Linked DNA regions of Homo sapiens: region 2 is linked to region 1. Evidence: read pairs that join two places in POLR2A ChIA-PET (ENCODE). Cell type or tissue: GM12878. All regions are shown on one strand. Links, peaks and the distances in the headings refer to the core of each region. The heading gives the core; the rest is flanking DNA.

Region 1 (11,333 bases), core at 3,391-8,390:
TTAATAATGGGAAAAAAGATGAAACTAGAACCTCTCCAGGATCTTTGCTAAGAAAAGAACATCAGATAAAATGCAGGTAAAACAAAGTCTTGCCTTCTAGCAATATCTTAAAAAAGATCAATGTAATCTTTCAAAAAACTTGTAAAATATAATTCTAAAATTAATGTTGGTCAGTTGTATATCACATTATATCCAGATAAGGGTGTATTATTTCACCCTTACCTGCTTTATTTGCTTTAATGCAAAACACTTGGAAACAGAGAAGTCAACCTTATATTTTAGTTCCTAGAGGAGGTATACAACAATGTCTTTGTCCTAAAAGAGGCATTAATTTCTTTATAATCATAAATCTCATAATATTTTATAATCTGTATAAAACAAACTCTTCTGCCAACTGTAGACACATCTGCTTTCTTTTTTTTTTTTTAGTCACACGCTGTTGCCGGGCTGTAGTGTGCAGTGACGCGATCTTGGCTCACTGCAACTTCGGCCTTCTGGGTTCAAGCGATTCTCCTGCTTCAGCCTCCTAAGTAGCTGGGATTGCAGGTGTACATCACCATGCCCCACTAATTTTTTGTATTTTTGGTAGAGATGAGGTTTCACCATAATGGTCAGGCTGGTCTCAAACTCCTGACCTCAAATGATCTGCCCGCCTCAGCCTCCTAAAATGCTGGGATTACAGGCGTGAGCCACAGCGCCCAGCCCCCATCTTATTTCTTATGCTTGCAATGGACAAATCACCAGTTATTCAAGTAGTGTTGTTCTATGATTATTTTTTTAATTGCATATTTAAGGTTCAACAACTAAAACCTACTAGAACTTTTGGTAAACCATGAACTTCTGTGATTGTTTTCACTGTAGTCCACTTCAAGTGCCAATTTTCTTTACAACAACTTTGTAAACTTTGGAATTAGTTGGCTATAATAACTTACTTCTGAAGCGCTTGCATTGCTAAGCTACCAGAATTCTGGTGCTCACTATCATTGATTACTACCTCTTTGGTTTTATTGATGAGTATAAGGCCTAATAATCATTGACAGCTAAAAAAATGCTTAGAGAATCTAAATTATAAATCCTTTTGCTTTCACGTTGGTACCAAATGAAGGGAGACTTCTATATGCTGTATCTCTCATCATTTAATACTTTGAAGTAATATCCCTAAGTGGTTTAAACTCATTAAATAAGGATACTGAGGAAAATATAATGAATATGGTGAATTCAAGGCACAGGAAGAATATGCCACAGAAAAATTAGTAGAAGTTAAAAGATGCCTTGTAAGAATAGATATTTCTAAAGTCAACACAAATTAATTTAAATAAAAGTCATAGTGCAATCTCCCAAAGCCTGCAAAATTTGACTGAAAATATACAATGCTTTTGTATGTTGTATCTGTTTTTAATTTCAAATAAATGAGTGAAATGAATCAAGGAGTTTTATCATGAATTTGAGGCTATATTTTAAAAATAAGAAAGACTGTAGTTTTGTTATTTGTTAATTCCAAGATAAAAGGTTCTCCAGGCTTCCACCCTTGTGAACCAGCAGTGTGCAAGGTACTTGGATAATATTGTTTCTTTAGGAGACAGACAACTGATGGAAACAGCAGGGATTCCATTCCTTTATCTGATGTTTGTGATACATCATCATTTTTACTTTTCTTCTAAAAACCACAGTCATATATTTTACTTCTCAAAAAACTTTGATTGAGTGGTATTCGGCAAGTGAATTTTTTTTTTTTTTTGCAATTTAGAAGTTTAATTGAAGTTTGTATTTTGTAAAAGCATCTATTTATCAATTATCTATCTATCTATCTATCTATCTATCTATCTATATCTGTCATTTATCTATCTCTTATCTTATGGCTTCTAAGTGGTCACTGATAATCCTTGAATGATTCAATCCTTAAATCCTTGAATCATTCTGAATGATGTAGTAGAATCTGCAAATGACCAGTGTACTGTGACTCAAAGTTAACCTGATGGAATAAAAATAGTATTAGTAAGTAAGTTAGGACAAATGGACTCTAGTGCAGGCTCAGTCCCCATCAAGCATTACTTTTTATAAAATCTGGGTGGGCAATTGGTAGTTTTTATGTCCTGCGATGACACAAGAGTTGGACTGAGGAGCTTAGGAACCACAAAAGATCTTCCTCATTCTCTACAGTCCCTCCCCTTTCCTTCATTAAGGAGCTTTGATCTGTTTTCATTTTCTTTTTTTTTTTTTTTGGTGGAAGTGAGGTTCCTTGAGTTTTTGTTGTGGATGCTACTATGGAATCCATAATTCTATTCTAAATTGTGGAAGAGTTGGGCCAACATTAGTATTTAGCAAAAGAACTGCTAAAGAATTCTAACTATAACAATCATTAACACCATCCATTCCATAAAAACATAGCTTAATTTTGTATTTTAGAGTTTAGATAGGAGATACTTTTGATAACCTATAATGCATATTCATTTTAGCACCAAGATCAAAATCTGTTTTTTTTAATTTATTTTCGAGATGGAGTTTTTCTCTTGTCGCCTAGGCTGGAGTGCAATGGTGCGATCTCGGCTCACTGCAACCTCCACCTCCCAGGTTCAAGTGATTCTCCTGCCTCAGCCTCCTCAGTAGCTGGGATTACAGGCATGCACCATCACATCTGGCTAATTTTTTGCATTTTTAGTAGAGACGGGGTTTCACCATGTTGGCCAGGCTTGTCTTGAACTCCTGACCTCAGGTGATCCAACCACCTTGGCCTTCCAAAGTGCTAGGATTACAGGTGTGAGCCACCATGCCTGGCTCAAAATCTATGTTATATTCTGTCTCTCTTCCTTTTCTGTATGTATGTATGTGTGTATACTACTTACATTAATAGAAAAGGAAGATTCACAGTTATTGATAATGACTGTCAGTTAAAATATCAAGAATATGGAAGGAGTTTGAGTGATAAGAAGACCTACACAATATTCCAAAATATTTCCACCAACCGTTGCCTGAAATGTTAGAGTTCTATACCTTAAATTTAAATCCTTATGTAAAAAGTATAATTTTCCTCCTTCTTTTGTGTAAAATTCTAATGTGCTCACATAATAAAAAGAATCTCTAAATTCAACCCAAATCTATTCTTCCCTCCTCTCTCCTATACCTATCTCTGTCTCCCTTCTCATTAGCACTGCAGAGCTGCTCGTGGGCATCTTTGTAGTTAAGGGCCTCTACTAAATCTTCCACAGATTTTTTTTTTGAACCAAGCAAACATCCTTTTGTTCTTTTAAAAAAATTATGGCTCAAACTAAATCTTACAATATTTTGCTTAGCTTCTCCAGACACTAAACTGCCTAGCAAACTAATCTAGATATTTTATTTTGATGACAAATTATTATATAATTGTGGTTATTCTATGATAGATCCAATTTTAAAGAATAATTATCAAAGATTTTAGGAAGTCCATATAGTGACAGCACATTTTTTTTTCTGTTTCAAATTGTGTTGCAACTTTAGAAACGAATGGTTTTAAAAAATAAATTGGGAAATCTTGCAATAGTCTTAAAATGTGATTTTTCAGTTTAAGAAGCCTAAGACTTTTTCGTCAAGTGATATTGTCCAAGATTTATGTGAGAAAAACTTCATCACATAATTTTACATAACACTTTGAAAATAATTCAAAATAACCTAAATATTTAATGATAAGGGTGTGATTAAATGTACTCTATTCATGTTTTAGTCTGTTCTCATGCTGCTAATAAAGACTTACCTGAGACTGGGTAATTTATAAAGGAAAGAGGTTTGATAGACTCACAGTTCCACATGGCTGAGGTGGGGGCTTCACAATCATGGCAGAAGGCAAAGGAAGAGCAAAGGCACATCTTCCATGGCAGCAGGCAAGAGAGCTTTTGCCTTTATAGAACCATCAGATCTCATGAGACTTACTGACTACCACAAGAACAGTATGGGGGAAACTGCCCCCATGATTCAGTTATCTCTACCTGGCCCTGCCCTTGATACATGGGGATTATTACAATTCAAGGTGAGATTTGGGTGGGAACACGGCCAAACCATATCAATTCACATGTGGAATCAGTAATTAAATTATATTTCTAAGACTTTTTTGATTATATTGAAAATATTCATCATAATGAAAATAATAGAATGTAGATGACTAAATTGAGTATATCATCTCAGTTTTGAAAGAAGACATATCTTCACAGAAAAAAATAAAATTATATCTATCAAAATAAATTAATTTCATTTGTGGGCTAGGAGATTGCAAGTATTTTCTTATTTCATAGTTCATAGAGTTTCAAAACTTTTAAAATCAGCATGGATACACAGTTTTATAATAAAAAGTAATCAAAAGTAAATTATGCAATACATTCAAATTATTTTTTAAAATCTTCATAATGTTGAACATAGTTATTCCACTTCTGGGACTATTTTTCAAGCAAATTATTCAACATATGGAAGAAATTATATTCTTGAAGTAATGCATTAAATATTTTAAAAACATAATTGTAAAAAATATAAACCTTTATACCACAAATTAAAGAATAACTAATTAAGCAACTTATGTTTCATTTACTAAATGGACATAATAGTTATTATAAATAATTATTATGGGTTTATGTATCTATGTGAGATAACATTTACTATTTAATGTCAAGTAAATTTGAAGTGCAAAATTGGATGTATATTGCTTCAGGGGAAAAAATGAAGGAAGTATGCCAAAATGCTAACCATATTGTTTGGGTGTGCTGAATATTTTTAACACATTTTAATTTATTTTTGTTATATTACATTTATAATAACATTTAGTTTTATTTTAAAAAGCCCACAAGCATTCAGCCTTCTTGAATTTCCTGATAATTAGTTGTTCTCACAACAGGACAGAAAATAATTAATATATATTACTTTTTTAAGCAAATGGTGATTAAACAAGCTTACCAAAAATTGATTTATTATTTGTACCATTCACAATAGGGTTTTTGGCAAGTTCTCACTTGTAGGGTTTTGGCACGTTCCCACTTGTGGGCTTTTTTTTTTTTTTTTAAGTTTAAGTTGATATGGATTACTTAACATAATTACTTATTCCTCTTAGGGCCACTGCATAGTCTATTAATCTAATAATGCTGGTTTTCCACCTTGATTTTTTAATGAAAGAGTTCTTGCAGGGTCATGAGAAGTACAAGCACGTATGACTTTGTACCTTCCCAGTGAAACTCAGACAGAATAATTTAATGAGCCAAAGAGACAGTCGTTAGCAAAGTTGGTAGACAGAACTGCTCAGACTAGAGGTGCTGCCATTACTTGTTCTAGCTGCTTTGTGCAGTCTTTCAAGAAACACCAGATATTCTAGACAGTGCATTAAACAGAACACTGGCTTTTGTGTCTTGTGGATGTGCCCAGAGGCTGTCAATTGGGCATATGCTGTGCTGTGAAGTCTGAAAATGAGGATCCAGCCTACACTGTTTTTGTGACTTCAAAAGGCTCAGGAACATCACCCTTCTTGTGGCATCACTTCCTGAAATTTTCACTGCCTTTCTTTGCAATTCAGATAGGATGGAAGGATTCTAAGGAGTGTCTAGCTCTGCATTCATTTTTTTCCTTTGTAGCATCTCACACAATGACAGAGAAAGATTAGTGAAATAGTTGGTGATATTTTTAAGATCAATAGTTTGTCCTATTAAGATGTGCTGATATTTTTTCCCCAGCACTTCTTAAGGCCATGGTTACCCACCACCTCAATATAAACATTTAACTTTGAGCCTTAACTCCATTTGATCTTTGATCTAAACACCTACAGTTAAAATCACAATTCTTTTTTTTATAATTTTAGTAATACTGAAAAGACTAAAGTCTCAACAGCCTTTGAAAAGTGTGTTAGTAATGTTTTCTCACTCTCCTGTTTCATTCTCAGTGAAGTGCTGTGCTAATTTTGTTTCTATCACTTCCATATGCGTAAAAGGTAAAATCCCAGTATAGAATCAGGTACCACAAACCACATATGCCTCAACAATAGCCCTTTATTATGTAGGATGCTTTGAAAGAACTGGGTAGTTTCAGTTCTGATATCACAACTCACCACTTCACAACCCACATATAAGATTTATAATTGAAATAGGACTCCTTTTTTGGAGATACATTCCTAGAACCTGGACTACTTAGATAACATTGAGGCTCCAGAGTCAACTAAAAGAATGTGTTGCCAGCAGACTTACCCTAAGAAAATGACTAAAGGAAGTACTCTAAACAAAAGAAATGAAAAAAGAAGGAATTTTGGAACATAATGAAAAAAGAACAAAGGAAAGAGCAAAAATATGGGTAAAATACAATAGATATTCCTTCTTCTTTTGAGTTTTCCAAAATATGTTTGACCTTGAAGCAAAATTATAACAATGTCTATTATGATTCTCAATGTATAAAAAGAAAATATTTGAGAGTATTATATTATAAATGGGAAAAGGCAAAGGAACGTCAAGGGAGGAGTTGCAGATTTGCAAGAGTGAAGGAAATGACAGAATAAAGCCATCCTGACATGAGAGCATTTTCCTAGAGGAGTTGAGTCTTGAAGGTTGTTGTGTGGGATTTGGCTCCTAGGAGGAATAGAGTACCTCCTGGTAGGTCATGACAATCACTCTGGACAATAATGTTGGCATCATTTGAAGTGGCAGGTACGAATCCTGCCTCTGATTCATTTGTGTGTAGCTGAGCAAAGGAAAGTTTCGTTGATTTAAGAGAAATAAGGAATCTTGATTAGATAGAAGACTTCCTTTGTGAACCACAAAACTTAATAAGTATTATTTTGAATGTTGCTTCACATTTTTTCCTTGAAAAATATGTCTTTCACTGTAAAACTTTGTTGAAGTTGTGTTATTGAAGTACAAACTCAAAATTGAGGCTCTATCCACCCGCAACCCTGAACTGGAGACAAATATACAGAAGTATTACTTAATGTCATACTGTACCAGAAATCTGAAGACCTATAGCAGATATAAAATTTTAACTCTTGTTATAAATTTTTAAAAGATTGTGAAATTATCAAAATGCACAAGAATCAGGGAACACTAACTAAATCATTTAGTAGTGCAGACATAATTTCAATAGACTGATCAATAAGAAAACTAGAAGCGTTTCTTCTGAAGGATAGCAATAACTATTTAAGGATATAGTTGAAAAAAGCTAGACCTTATTCACAAAATAACAAAACCATACTAAGGAATGACCTAATTAAAAGGTTGAGTCTACAAAGAGTAAATATCAGAAATATTGTGAGAATTATAGAAGACATGGAAAAATATATCATGTTCCTGGAAGGAAAGATTGAATAATATTAAGATGCTAATTCTTTTCAAATTAAGAGCTGTAAAGCTATCAAGTATGAAATTGGGAATTAGATATCACCCTAGACCTTAATAATATGATTGAAGATTTAATTTCAAAATAAACACAGCCAATATTATCTAAGGAAAGTTTAAAAAGAGGGATTTGGGGGGCTTAGGGACATGGGATTAACCTCCCAGCCACTTAAAATGTAGTAATTTTAAAAACAGTGTGTGTCATTTGTAGAATTGTGAAAACCAAATTGAATGCTCAGAAATACATTCTCATATAAAAACTTAGTAATTTATAAAAGAACCTTCACACATAAATGGAGAGAGGAATGGATGTTTTGAAAACAAACGGTATTGAGAAAATTGGTTAGCTGAAAAAATTTTAAGTGAAAAATATCACCTGGCATAATGCAACAAAGTTCACATGGTTTAAATATTATAGCTGATAATTAAATTGTAAAGACTATCAAGATTAGGGGTGTATAAGGATATCGTAGGTATGGAGGATAGACCAAGCATAAACATAATAGAAGGTCTCAAAGAAAAACAGTGACATACATGATTACCTTTTTTGTGGTTATCTTTTTAAATTTTTAATTGACAAATAATAATTGTATAGTTTGAGACCAGCCTGGATAACATGGTGAAACTTCTTCTCTATCAAAAAAAAAACAAACAACAACAACAACAAAAATTAGCCTGGTGACAAATGCCTATGTCCCAGCTACTTGGGAGGCTAAAGTGGCAAGACCGATTCAGCCTGGAATATAGAGACTGCAGTGAGCCAAGATCATGCCACTGCACTCAAGCCTGGGCAACAGAGTAGACCTTGTCTTAAACAACAACAACAACAACAACAACAACAACAACAACAACAACAACAAAAGAAAATATGTGTATATGCATGCAGTACAATACCTGTATACATTATGGAATGATCAAATCTGGCTAATTAGCATATCCATCACTTCGAATATCTACCATTTCTTTGTGGTGAGAACATTTAAAATCCTCTCTTTTAGCTATTTTGAAATATACATTATTATTAACTGTAGCCCTCCTGCTGTGCGATAGGTCACCAGACCTCCAGACCTCATCCTCCTAAGCGTAACTTTGTATGTGTTGACCAACTTTTCCCCTTACTGTATCTACCCGTAACCCCAGCCTCTGGTAACCACCATTCCACTCTCAACTTCTGTAAGTTCAACATTTTTAGATTCCACATACAGCAGGCCCTGAAATAGCATTTTTTTTCCATGTTGTTTCATTATAATGTTGATGAGAGAAAAAAAAAATATATTCTTGACTGGGGCCACTGTCTGTCTGCGTGGAGTGAGTTTGCATGTTATCTCCATGTCTGTGTGGGTTTTCTTCAAGTACTCTTGTTTCCTCCCATATCCAAAGATGTGAACATTCGGTTAATTGGTGGGTCTAAATTGTCCCAGTCTGAGTGTGGGTGTGTGTGTGAGTGCGTACTGCGATGGAATGGCCTCCTGCCCAAGGTTAGGTCCCGCCCTGTGCCCTGAGCTGCTGGGAGAGGCTCCGTCCACCCTCATCCCTGAACTGGAATAAACAGGTAATAATTATCTTACTTGTTTTTTATTAATCTTTCTTAAATGTATATATAGTTCACATTTATTTTAATTCTTAATATTATAAGTGTTTTGGTCTTTCTTTTGAAGCTTAACCTAAGTCTTGCTTATATCAATTAATCTATAGTAAAATTGGTTTTGTTACATGTTGTTTCACTTAAAAGTTGCAGTTTCCAAGAACCTATTGACAACATTGTTAGCAATAACTGTGTCAGTGAGCTTATATAGTGATTGTCTCTCTGTGCCTGGCTTATTTAGCTTAACATAATGTCTTCTGGGTTCATCTAGTTGTCACAAATGATGACATGTATTTTCCTGTGGCTTTTTTTTTTTTTGAAGCTGAATAGCACAATTCCATTGTGTATATATGCCACATTAAAAAAAAAGTTAATCATTTGATGGATATTTGGGTTTTTCCATATCTTAGCTATGGTGAATAATGTTGCAATGAACATGGGGGTGCATACATCTCTTTCCCATACTGATTTCAATTCCTTTGGTATATATCCAGTAATGAGATTGCTGGATCATATGGTAATTCTTTATTTAGTTTTTTTTCAGGAACTTCCATAATGTTTTTCAAAATGACTATACTAATTTACAATACCATCAACAGTGTAAAAGTGTTCCCTTTTCTTCAAATCCTGGTCAACATTTACCTTTCATCTTTTTGATAATAGCCAGTCTGACAGATGTGAGGTGATATCTTCTTATAGTTTTAATTTGTATTTTTTTGATAATTAGCTATCTTGAACATTTTTCCACTTTATCTATTCATCTCATTTGTATGTCTTCTTTTGGGAACTGTCTATTCAAGTTCTTTGCCCATTTTTAATGGGGTTATTTGTTTTCTTGTCATTGAGTAGTTTGAGTTTCCTGTATATTTTGAATAATAACCCCTTATCCAATATATGATTTGCAAACATTTTCTCCCCATCTATGGGTTGTCTCTTCACTCTGTTGTTTCCTTTGCTTTGTAGAAGGTTTTTGTTTGAGGCAATCCTATCTCGTTTTTGCTTTCACTAACTGCATTTTGGGGTTAAATTACTTAGTTAAATTTGCTCATAACTATTTTATTCTACTTGATGGTATTGTAAGTGGACTTTTTTCTTATTTTTTCTTTGACAGATTGTTGTTAGTATATAAACATAATATTAATTTTGTATCCTGCAACTTTACTGAATTTATCAGTTTTAACAGCACTTTCGAGTTAGGTGGAGTCTTTAGGATTTTCTATATAGAAGATCATGTCAGCAAATAGAAACAATTTTACTTCATCCTTTCCTATTTTGATGGCTTTTATTTCATTCTCTTGCTTAATTGCTCTAGTTATAATTTATAGTACTATGTTGAACAGAAGTGGTGAAAATGGGCGTTCTTGTCTTGTTTTTGACCTTAGAGGAAAAGCCTTCACATTTTCACCATTAAGTATGATGTTAGCTGTGGGTTTGCCATATATGGCCTCTGTTATATTAAGGAGCATTCCTTTTATACCTAATTTATTGAATTTTTTAATCACAAAAGAATATTTTATAAACCCACATTATGTCCACTAAAAATCATAAAGAAAATTCAAAAATAAAAGGTAGCTAAGAACTGCAAAATATTAACTATTATAGACAAAAGCTAATATAGAGAAATTTTTACAAATTAATAAAAATGGAGACTTAGAAACATTGAGAAAAAGGCTTAGATACTATAAAAATGGCTATATCCAATTAAAATATAAAAAATTCAGTGAACTTGATAACATTTCAGTGTTTATTTTAATTTTCATACTTTGGTTACTAATATGTTTGAACACATTATAATAGGAATGATGATGACAAATAATAAAAACAAATTGGTACCATTGTTGTTAACAACTACTATACACCAGGCATTAGACTATGCAGTATCTCACTTAACGCTCACTTTAAGGTTGTGTGGTAGATTTTTATTATCCTCATTTTACAGAAAATTGAGGCTTATAGAAATTGACTAACCTGCCTAACAAAACACAGCAAGCAATAATAATAATAATTGCCTATAATAATTTTACAATTAAATTGCAGGTTTACTAGGCACTTATTCCTCAAGCAATACTATAAGGCAGATGTTATTATTATCATTATAATTTTATTATCTTGATTTTAATATGAGAAATTTCAGCTGAGAGAAGTATTTGGCCCATAGGTTTTGTAACATGATTGGTAAGCAGCAGTAATAACATTTAAAACCAGTAATGTCTTAGTCCAAAACCCATGAAATTTTGACTCTGCCACACTCCATAGCTCACATTGACTGTGGATGATCTTAACATTGAAATCCCTCAGACATCCACAGCTCCCTCGCCTAAGTTGTATTTTTCATCTTATATTTGAATAATTTACTGAAAAGTATGGTTATTCAACCGGATGCTCAAGTCCAAAACCTCTCCTTCCACTCTCTCATCCCCTCT
Region 2 (11,333 bases), core at 2,282-7,281, 200 kb after region 1:
TTGGGTTAAACTCTTGCACACTTGAATTTTTCTTTACATTCTTGCATGAATTGAGTACCTTAAATTATCTTTGCATAAAACACCCCCATTGTTTACCTTGTAGATATCAACATCATCAACATCCTCATACAGGTATTTGAAAATCCTCAGTTCTGTAGGCGTTTTATTACAATGTTAAAAGAAAGATTTTGTACCCTGAGCTTAGCAGAAGCTAGTTTATGTTGGTAGTATATTCTTCCAAACAATAGCATTCCTCCTACCAAATTACTGTTACAGACTGAGGTTGTTGCTGTATCCTATGGAGTGTCCACAAACATTGATAAAGATGGAAACTAACATACTGATCACATCCTCCATTCTTCTTTTTCAGGAATTTGGTTTTTAATTTTAAGTCGTATTTACATTGTTAGCATAAACATATTTGAAATTTAAAGATCAAATGGACAGAAAGATGAATTTTATGATTTTAAAATTTATTTATATTATTTTAAAAATATTCTACTTTTGTCAATATGTGAATTTTCTGAAGACGTTTAAAAGAACAATACAAATATATTATGTTACTCTGAAATTATATCAAAATTTTTACATGTACCTAATCAATGGGGTGTAATTGGTTGGAGTTTGATTTAAAAGAATAGAATTAGATTCCTAATTTATTCTTAGAAAATAAAGTGAGTATTTATAATTTCAATTAAAATGATAGAACATACTAGAACAAAACATAGAAGAAAAAACGTTTTATAATCCAAAGTAAGGAAAGTCTTCTTAAGCAAAAACCAAAATCAGACACTCTAAATCCTTGCTATTCAAAGTATGTGCTATAGATCAGTAGCATGCACATCTCCTAGAGTAAATTAGAAGTATCAGCTCTCAGTCTTCACTCTAGCACCTGTGCTTTAACCAAATCCCCAAGTGATTTGTATGCCCAATAAGAAGTTCTCAACCCTGTCCACAGTTTAGTATCTCCTGCGGGACTATGTTTCAATGTCACCTCAGTCAATTAAACCTAAATATGTGGGGGCTCAGACTGTAGTCTTTTTATAAAAGCTCCTTGGTAAACCTAATCTGTAGATGATTTGGGAACCACTATTCTTGAAAAAACATGAACAATTCAGTCTTTGATACTTGAATAAAGTTAAAGATAAAGGTAAATTCAGAGAAAATATTTGCAATGAGCTGGGCATGGTGATGCACACCCGTAGTGCTGCCTACATGAGAGGCTGAGGCTGGGGGATGGCTGGAGCCCAGGAGTTTGAGGCTGCAGTGAACTATAATCACACTACTGCATTCCAGCCTGAGTGATAGAGCAAGATCCTGTCTCTAAAATAAAATAAAATAAAATAAATTTTAAATTGCAATTTGCAGTTTAAAATTTAGAGCTAATTTGCCTAAAATGCAAAGTGATCCTTCACATCAATGGTAAAAAGACTGACAACCCAAGCAACATAACCAGGCACTGACTATATCCTGAACCTTCACAGAAGAGTAAATATAAATCTCTAACAAACTTCTAAACAGATGCTCAAACTCACTAATGAGGAAACTATAACTTTAAATAACAATGATGCACTATATTTTCCCTATCAGACTGACTATAATTAAAAGAATTGATGATATCCTTTGTGGTGAGGGTATGAGAAAGCGGGAACTCTCACACTATCAATGGGAGTATAATGAATATTCGTTTTGGATGGCAATTGGATAGTGCTATCAACATTTCAAATGCACAGATAATTTGTCCCAACAATCTTACCTCCTGAAATCTTTACTATAAGAAATAGTCATGTAATTGTACAACTATATATGTATATATGAGAAAAATATATGTATATTTGTGATAAATATATGCAAGATATACATATGAGAAAAAATTGAAGCAAACTGCATGTTCATCACTGCTTCAATGTTAATTATGATGAAACTTTACTGTGGAAAACTATCCAGTGGAGAATAAAGGAAGTTATATTACTGACACGGAAAGATATTTGTGATAAACAGCAATTTATAGATTTCTCTCTCATTTTTGCATTGTTTTTATTTAAAAATGTTATTTATAAACGGAAAGGCTGGCAGAATGCTTGTTGAACTCTTAACATTTGTATCGTCTAGGGGTGGAAGGTAAGAAAGGGTGAGACAGGCACTTTGATTTTTAGCATTTACAGTGTGCTATTTGTTTTTTAGCCCAATTACAATACTTTTGTACTTAAAAATAGATTTGTAATATTGTTTAAAAAATTGATTACTCAGAACTAGCTTGTGTGCATTACTGTGAAGAGAACATTTTGGAGATGAAGACACAAAGAAAATAAGCAACATTTTGTTATTTTTTTTTTTAAATTGCATTGTGGTAGGTAGAGGAAAAACAACCTACACAACTTTTAGAATTTCCTTTAAAAATTAGATTCTACATTAAATTAAAATTAAACACTTTTAAATTGTAGATATCACTTAGTAATTGATCTCATATAAGATAATGACAACAAAGTTAAATGACATGCGTAAGGTAACACAAGTGAAGTTAGGTCAAAAGGCACACGTTAGGCAGTAGGCAGTCTCCTAGAGAAACTAGGGTTAGGAAGTTTAAACTGCTTTGCAGTACAATGTGGTAAGAGTGTCAGAAAAATGTAGGATACAAAAATCATTTATGTGCTCTCCTATATGCTACTTTCCAGGCCTGCAATCTACTGACCACAACACTCCCTTCAATAACAGCCAAAGATAAAAACGATGCAAGTTATTGCCAGGGACTGGGAGTTGGGAAAAGGAATTGACTACAAAGAGGCACAAAGAAACATTTTGGCACCATGCAAATATTCCATATGTTAATGTTGCTGGATACATGACTATGGGCATTGGTCGAAATTCCTGGAACTATACATCTCAAAGGGAAAATTATATTTCAATAATATTGGCTTAAAAATTAAAATACAATATAAATAACAAACAAAACAAAAACATTTACCTAGTACTTCAGTATCTACTTAAATAGTGATTGAAATAATAGAGAAACAACATTAAGATTTTATAACATAAAATATTGTTTTAAAAGGGGCCTGAAAAAAATCCTGATTATTATTTACATTTTATTGGAAAAACATATACATACAAAAAGATGCAGAGATCTTCAGTTTTTTGTTGTTTACATTTTTCTGATACTACTTTCTGAAAACACTTAGAAGACTAAATCTAAACATAAACTGGAAAATGGGTAAGATCTAATTAGTTGCTCTTTACATTTGTTCTACTGTGTTGTCTTAGCTGGGCAATGTGAACTTAGGAAAGGATGTTATAAATATGAAAGCAATCATTAGATTTGATTTTTGTTCATATTTATAGAGGCTAAAATTACATTTTCCTGGATAATGGAGTCTAAAGTATAACCAAAATGTAATTTAAACTTTAGATTGCTCTAATGTTTATACAACTAAAATTAAACCACATACCATGTACCGGGGGCTTTAGCTTAAAACCATTTGTTAACATTGACAATGTGCATTCCTATGAGAATCATGTTAATATAATTGTCCTGCCCTTCGTTCTCTTAAATAAACAAGTGACTTGTCCCCTAATAGCCTCATTTTGTTATGTAAATGTGCAGTACCTTCCTTCAACAGCCACATATCACCTGGAGTGGTGAAGGTCTTGCAGAATGTTATGTTTATCTTTTACATTTATGGCTAAAATCAAAGAGTTTTTATAAAAATATAAAGCAAATACTTCTCCAGGAAAGCTATCAGGTGGAGACATAATTCTTTTGACCCTTCATTGACATCGACATATTAAAACCTAAAACCAAAACCCAAAAACCCACACCATTAATTTATAGAACCTTCTCCGTGTTCTGTAGGACTCATTTTATCTGGGATCCTCACATCCTCAATAGATTAATACACAAGTCATTTGTCTTTCTTGTCTCCAGAGCAGACATACAAAGTCATAGTTTCCATGGCAATCGGACAAGCCCCACCCCAAGTGGTTGTTAAACTGTACAGCTTGCACTACCACTGGGGCTCTTTACTGCTAGAGCATCAAACCAATTTCAGAAGCAAGGCCACTTGAGAATGACAGATTAGCTTCTGGGAAGGTTGACTTAGCACAGTGGGCAGCTGGCTTAAACACTGAGAGGCAGAGCAGAAATATAGATTCCCTGAATGAAAAGTTACATTTCTATCAGCGTTGTGAAGGAGAGAAAAATCTACAGGGTCACAGCCATTAACATTTGAAATTTTTATAGTTAAATTTAATAAAAAATGTCATAAAGAGATCAGGTCACATCATTAGTTCTAGAGAATAAGAGGAAGTAAGTGAGATTGTCTTCAGGAGGAAAAAAAATGATCTAAAGGTTGCTGAGTTACTCATGAACTTTTCACATGGTGTTGCAGGTATAAAAAAGAAATCAATGAATCAATGCATATATATGCTTTGGGTCGACTTCATAATTAAAATATGCTTCCCTCCCCCAGCTATATATTCTTTGGGAGTGTGCCTGTGGCCCACAGAGAGTGGCAGAAGGGTTGGTCTTTTGAAGATCAAATTGGGCTTATTCAAGAAAAATCTGCTCAAAATAGATGAGCACCCCAAAAGAAGACAACTTTATATTGACTCAAGCCCTGGCTTGCATCAGTCTGATAGGTCTGAAACCAATTCTATCAATATTGGTATGGAATCAGAGTTTCCATTCTGGTGCTATGATGATGGCATTATAGGCAGGGACCCACCTTCAAGGCCTGCATTCTAACCACTGCTCACACCTCCCACCCCTTTGAGGCAACTGATTCCCAATGGGAAACATCTCAAAGATTTGACAACAGCCAAATAAACCACTAGTGTTCACTGACAGATGACTTTCCTATAATAGTTTTGTTGATAAGTAGAGTAGTCAAATTCTTAGAGACCGAGGGTAGAATGGTGGCTGCCAGGAGCTGGGGGAAAGTGAGCTTGGGGAGCTATTGTTGAACGCATAGAGTTTCAGTTTCACAACATGAAAAGAGCTCTGGTCACGGATGGGTGATGACTGCACAACAATGTGAGTGTGCTTAATGCCACTGAACTGTACGCTTAAAAATTATTGAGAAGATACATTTAATGTTGTGTATATTTTACAATTATACATATACGTATATATATACGTATATATACGTATATATATATAAAGCGGAGTTGAAAAACTCTAATAAGGCCCTGAGTCCAAAATGAAGCCTCCTGCTTCTAACACACTTGAATCTAAGGGACTCGGTTTTGCAAATCACATCTTGTTTAACTTAGCAAAGAAGTGGCATGTGTAAAGGAAATGGAAAAGAAAGAGAGATACGGATGGCATCTACTCCTAGAAGACAGTCCTTTTCCAGGTCTACTTATCATGGTTGGAAGGCAAGAAGAAACAATCATGGCTACTCTAAGTCCCAGTGATTTTTGCAGGTATAGCAGTCTTTTTTTTTTTTAAACTTGTGTATTTATTTATTATTTTTTATAGATTTAGAGGGTATAAGTGCAGATTTCTTGCATATATTGCATAGTGGTAGAGTCTGGACTTTTAGTATAACTATCATGGGAATAGTCAACATTGTGCAGGTAGAAATTTGATCACTATTTTGTCAACATCATATCCCTTCAACTAGCATAGCTGCTAGAATACTGTAGGACCTCAATAAAAGTTGTTAAATAGATAAGTAAATCTGTCCTCTGGTAAAACACAGCTCTGTTATGGCATGTGAACTTACTAATTTTATCACATTAAAAATTTCTTCTCTCCCGAGTGGTAATGGGTGAGTAAGTTATTTAACTTCTGGGAGACTCGGTTTTGTCATCCATAAAATGCAGACTATACCTCTTTCCCCATAGTGTTGTGGCATTATGTACATGTGTGTGCAGAAGTCTGTGTATACATACATATTTATATATACACATGTATTTAAAACATTCAAAATAACACCTTAGCACATTGTAGGCACTTAATAAATAGTAAGTAAGCACTATTATTTTTTTCATGATTGCTATTGTAATAAGCCTATTCTAAACGAGTAAGTTGCATATCTTGTCTCATTCTTTTGCCTAGTTTGTTACCAAAAAGGTTGGCCCTTCTGTCACTCAATATATAGGCCACAGGCATCTCCTTAAACAGTTTAGGGAAAAAGCTTTTATTATACATCTGTCATAGTTAATAAAAGTCAGTATATAAATCGACTCACTGATTTATTCATTCATCCATTCACCATGCTTTTAGCAAAGGCCTACAACGTGCTGGCACCATGCTGGATCTGAGCAGGTCCTGCTTCCCAAGTGTTTAAACTAAACAGGGGAAATAAACAGAGGGCAAATGATTACAGTGAAAAGGCAGTGTTTTAAGTGCCAGAAGGATAAGGGAAGAATTTTAGAAGGCTTGCCATTCCATGCTTGCTTAGGACCTCATTGTACAGGCTATAGAAATCCACACAAGGATTCTGGGATGCAACAGAACCACGGTGGTTAATCAGGAAGATAATTTGGTAACCGTGTGGAAGGTGGATTGAAGTGAGGAGTGGCTGAGCTTTTCAAATGTCTATTTTCTGGTGCTATAGTTAGCAACACTGAAATTCACTCACGTTCTCTTACCCACGGATCTTCACCTTTTTTCTTCACAGCTCTTACAGAGTGAAAGAAATTATAAAGTAGAGAAATAAGGCAATTTTCTAGCTTCGGGAACTCTGAACTGCTGTAGCCATATCATATTACCTCTGGGGCCTTAGTTACCCCCCCACCCCATTATACATTTAGTAATGTCTGTGTTGTCCATTAAATACTTATTTCTTAGAACTAAAATTATTATAAATCATGTTACCAATATGCAAGAATTTTTAAAATTATCCACTGGAGGAGCAAAGTAGCAAAGTTTAAGATGTCACATATATCTTAACAGTAGACCATACAAGCATGCATAAATCTCTAGTTTCCCTCTGTGACTATATATTCACTGATATAAGCATTGGGAAAAACCTGGGATAATTTGCAGAAGTATAATTCATGATTCAATAAACATAAATCAAAATCTGAGGAATGTAAGAAACTCTAGAATCTCTTGAGTAGTATGAAACAGATGGCTAGTTAGATTTCACAGGTCTCTATGTATATGCAATTGAGATTTTATTTCTTCACACATACAATTCCACAGTTATCTCTTACCTTCATACTGTACATATGGTAGAGGTGAAATGTTTGAAGAGTCATTAAGAACTGTTCATGCTAGGAAAGCAAAAGTATTCCCACTTCATTTGAAATACCAGAACTTTATTTTAAATACCAAAAGAATCCTCTAGAGAAAAAAAGTAATTGTATTTTCCTTAAGCCCTCTTCTCCTTAGAAGAAGAGGAAGACAAATAATATATATGTATGAAAGGAGAAGGAAGGAATGTAAACTGCTGCTTAAAAAGTGACCCTATTTGTTTATTTAATTGTTCTTTTCTTCCAGCATACCTCCCCACTGTGCAGGTTAACAGGAGAGTTTGGATGAGGACTGTAGCAGGTGGCAGATGAGAATATTTATAATGGGTAGGAAGTTTGGATTGGGAGAGTCAAAGAAGATAAACAGGACCCTTGAGAACCACAACTCATAGCAGAGATGTGGAACCACGAAGCCAATCTTGTGTAAGTAAAATCATGGCATGAAATTAGTATATTGTGTTTCCTGAGACCAGGAAAACCAGAGAAGACAGGAAGGGAAAGAGGCAAGGAGACATGGAAATGGATCTAAATCTGGCTTCATATACTCCACAGATACAGGCTGTTGAGGAAAAAAACCTATACCAGGATCTGGTCCTGTGAGCCAAGTGGCACAACAGCTTTCTGTAGCCACCAGAGAAACTGGCAACTGTGGAAGCAGCTTATTGGAACTAAGAAATCGATCTCCTTGAGTTGAACTCCTGGCTCCACCTCTCGGGCATGTCTTTACTTCTCTATTTTTGCATCATAATGGGTACAAATGATATCAAAGGGAAGGTAGTTGTATCTATTTCATAGGGTTGTTGTGAGGAGCCAATAAATTTTTATACAAACTAGCCCTTTGATACCTGAATAACACTCCAGAATGTAAAGTAATAGTATTGTGCAAGCATTGCATTATCTTCATCTTCAACATCTTCATTAGAAGATCCTTTTAACAGAAAGGCAAAGAGGTAGCATACTCCTATATAATTTCTGCATTTCCAGTATTGGCAGTACAGATAGCGGAAGGGCAAATGCAGATGAAAAACAGTTCACTTAATTCTCCCTGTTGAAGAAAAGAGACTCCCTTGAAACTACCCTCATCTTACCCTGTCTCTGTTTTCTCAAACCATTTACTTTTGAAAACTTGTGATTCTGAGTTCTTTCTCTGTCGCTTTGAAATTTATTTAAATCATTTTAAAAGCTAAAGCTAAGTCTCTACGACCCAGGAAGCTTTAAAACTCAGGAATGACTTATCAAGGGCCTGGGAGCCAGCTCTTTAAAATGCAGTCATCAAGGAAGACAGCGCCCCTATCTTCCAGTTTGCATGGGCGCACAGGAGCCTAAAATGTTGGGCACCAAAACCACCTTCTATGACAGAAACAATGAAAAGTTTACTTAGCTTTTGGATAAAGCCAATTAGCTTACAACCCAATCAGCAGGTAAATTTAGGATGAACTATGTGTGACAAATTGTGCTGTCAAGTCTTCTTGAGGACCACTTATTTTTTATCCTGAGCATGTGCACGTAATTGGTTGTGTTTGCTGGCTATAGAAAAGGGTGGGATTTCTTGTTGACTTTGAAATCTTTTTAAAGAATTCCCTGTGATGCAAATCGCATTCCGGTTTAATGATTTTTATATAGCACAGCTGTTCCTTTTCTTTTGCGATGGAGTCTCGCTCTGTCACCAGGCTGGAGTGCAGTGGCACAATCTCAGCTCACTGCAACCTCCGCCTCCCGGGTTCAAACAATTCTTCTGTCTCAGCCTCCCGAGTAGCTGAGATTACAGGCACGTGCCACCACGCCCGGCTAATTTTTGTATTTTTTTTTTTAGTAGAGACAGGGTTTCACCACATTGGCCAGGCTGGTCTCTAACTCATGACCTTGTGATCCACCCGCCTGCGCCTCCCAAAGTGCTGGGATTACAGGTGTGAGCCACTGCGCCCGGCCAGCACAGCTGTTTCTTTCTACCTTTGTGGAAAAGTTTTCTGGGTTGGGAATGTAACTGAAAACAAAATCCTAAGTCCCACAACTGACTGAACAGAACCCCCACCTTGGCCAAGGGGACCCCAGAGAAACCCGAAAAACAAAGTTCTCGCCATGATAGGCAGGGAGGTCTGAAATGCCTCATTATGTTAGAGTATGTAGCTAGTCAGGCATGAGCAGGGTAGCAGAGGGCTCCCCTCCCCCACCAGGAATGTCAAGCGATCATCAGATGGTGGTCAGGCGGTCCTGATGATACAAGAGTTAAGAAGAAATCACTTAGGCAGATGGTAAGGGTATAGGAGTCCTCGGTAAGTCTTTTCTCTTTAATGAAAAGCAGCCCCAAATCATTTTCTAACAAAGAACGCCCTGTAAAGTCAAGCTGCAGACAGACAAGCAAGCTGGGAGCTTGCACGGGTGAATGCCGGCAGGAACTAGGGCCTAGACATTTTGAAGATGGCAGCGATCAACTGGAAAGCCTGTGTGCATAATAAGATTAGAATGGGGCGACCAGCCTTCCCCGGGCGCTATGTAAACGTCATACCTGATTGAACCAATATGTGAGCTCTACTTAAATAAGACACCGCCTCCTCAAACCTGACTATAAAATTTGGCACATCTGCCGCCAGCCGGTCCTTTCTGCTTGGAGATCCCTTTCTCTATAAAGCTGTTTCTCTTTCTCTTCTCTTCTCCCTGTTAAAGCTCTACTCCTAAACTCCTCCTGTGTGTCCATGTCCTACATTTTCCTGACTGGGACAACGAACCCCAGGGTATATACCTCAGACAATGTAGCTGCTTCACTAATAATAATTGGTCCCAGCCAGAGCCAGGGAAGAGCAGTCTCCCAGTAGAAAATAATCTGAAACTGGTAATCAGCAGCTTCCTGATAAGGTCTCAGGATTTGGGCGAGTGGGCTCAAGCATGTGCACTAAAAGGCAAAATGGTGGAGTTTAACAGGTATATGACCTTCAAGGAGCATTCAACTGGCAAGGGAAGAATGCCTCAAGTGAGCATGCATACAACTTCGGTAAACACACTGCTCATGTGGCCCTCTCAAATCCTAGCAGGGCCACCGCTCATGCGGACAGTCCACCCCAAGGGAAGAAGCATATCTACGTATAAAACCTTAAGTCAAAAGGTCCAAATGTGCACTTGATCCCTCAAGTTGCCTTACTTGGCCTCTCAAGTTGCCTACTCAGCCCTCTTCCAAGTTTATCTTACTTTCTTTTCTGCTGTAAAGCTTTCTGATAAACTTTCACTCCTGCTTTAAAACTTGCCGTGATCTCTCACTCTGTCTTATGCCCTAGTTGAATTCTTTCTTCTGAGGAGGCAAGGATTGAGGTTTCTGCAGACCCATACAGATTCACCACCAGGAACCTATTTAGGTGCTGCGTGACTCTCATATGTTCTGCCAATAATAGTTATACTCCCTCCCTTTTTGAGTTTAAGCACAACTGAGCAGCATTAATAGTAAAATAGAGATCATAAGACTAACAAAACATATGATTTGTGGCATTAAGGTACCAAATTATAAACAAGACCTAAGGCTATGCAAGGCCAGGTTTAAGTTGTACCCTACAAACTATAAAATCTCATTAAACAGGGTTTTCAAAAAATTAACCTGGTATAATATGGCTTACCTTCCAAACTGACTGGTATAGCATCAAAAGACAGACAGTAGACCCTGAAGGACATCAAAATATTTTAGGCCAAAATATCTTTCTTTGACAGATTTTGAAATGACCCTGCAAAGCTGTCTTTTGTGAGGGAAATTTGCATCTGTTGAGAATCTCCATTAATGTAGCCAGGCCTTCCGTTTCTAGGCCTTTCCTAGATCTAGGAGACATTATTTGAGAATCTCATACCTTTCAAACTCTAAAAACAGACATTTTCTGTTTATTCTTTCTGCTGGTCCGCTTCCTATGAGGCTTCATCTATATAACAAGGGCCTTGGCTCCCATAATCCCTTTATCTTAGCTCAAGCATTCCTTTCTATTGACTTCAGGTCTTTAGATAATAGCTTAACTCTCCCAACCAATTTTCAAATAAAGAATCCTTAAAACCCACCTATGACTTGTAAGTGTCCAGTTCCAGATGTGGCACCTTTTTGGGCTGAACCCAATGTATACCTTCCATGTATCGATTTATGTCTTTGCCTGTAAATCCTGTCT

The links. Peaks named below come from ENCODE experiments on the same cell type or tissue, not always from the same donor. Only the 100,000 strongest peaks of a DNase experiment are listed, where the experiment ranks them.
Region 2: POLR2A ChIA-PET joins it to region 1 with 6 read pairs; 3 of 35 experiments call an interaction of 5 or more read pairs at or near these places.

The regions. Positions count from the first base shown.
Region 1 is chr4:172,745,733-172,757,065 of GRCh38, reverse strand. All of the region lies in intron 5 of GALNTL6 (polypeptide N-acetylgalactosaminyltransferase like 6), which reads right to left. Among named protein-coding and RNA genes, the nearest start is that of GALNTL6-AS1, 25 kb to the right of the region's middle. In GM12878, for the core only: no CTCF peak of the experiment used is centred there; a DNase peak (open chromatin) is centred at 5,995.
Region 2 is chr4:172,540,607-172,551,939 of GRCh38, reverse strand. The region is part of intron 5 of GALNTL6 (polypeptide N-acetylgalactosaminyltransferase like 6); the gene reads right to left. Among named protein-coding and RNA genes, the nearest start is that of GALNTL6-AS1, 180 kb to the left of the region's middle. In GM12878, for the core only: no CTCF peak of the experiment used is centred there; a DNase peak (open chromatin) is centred at 4,929.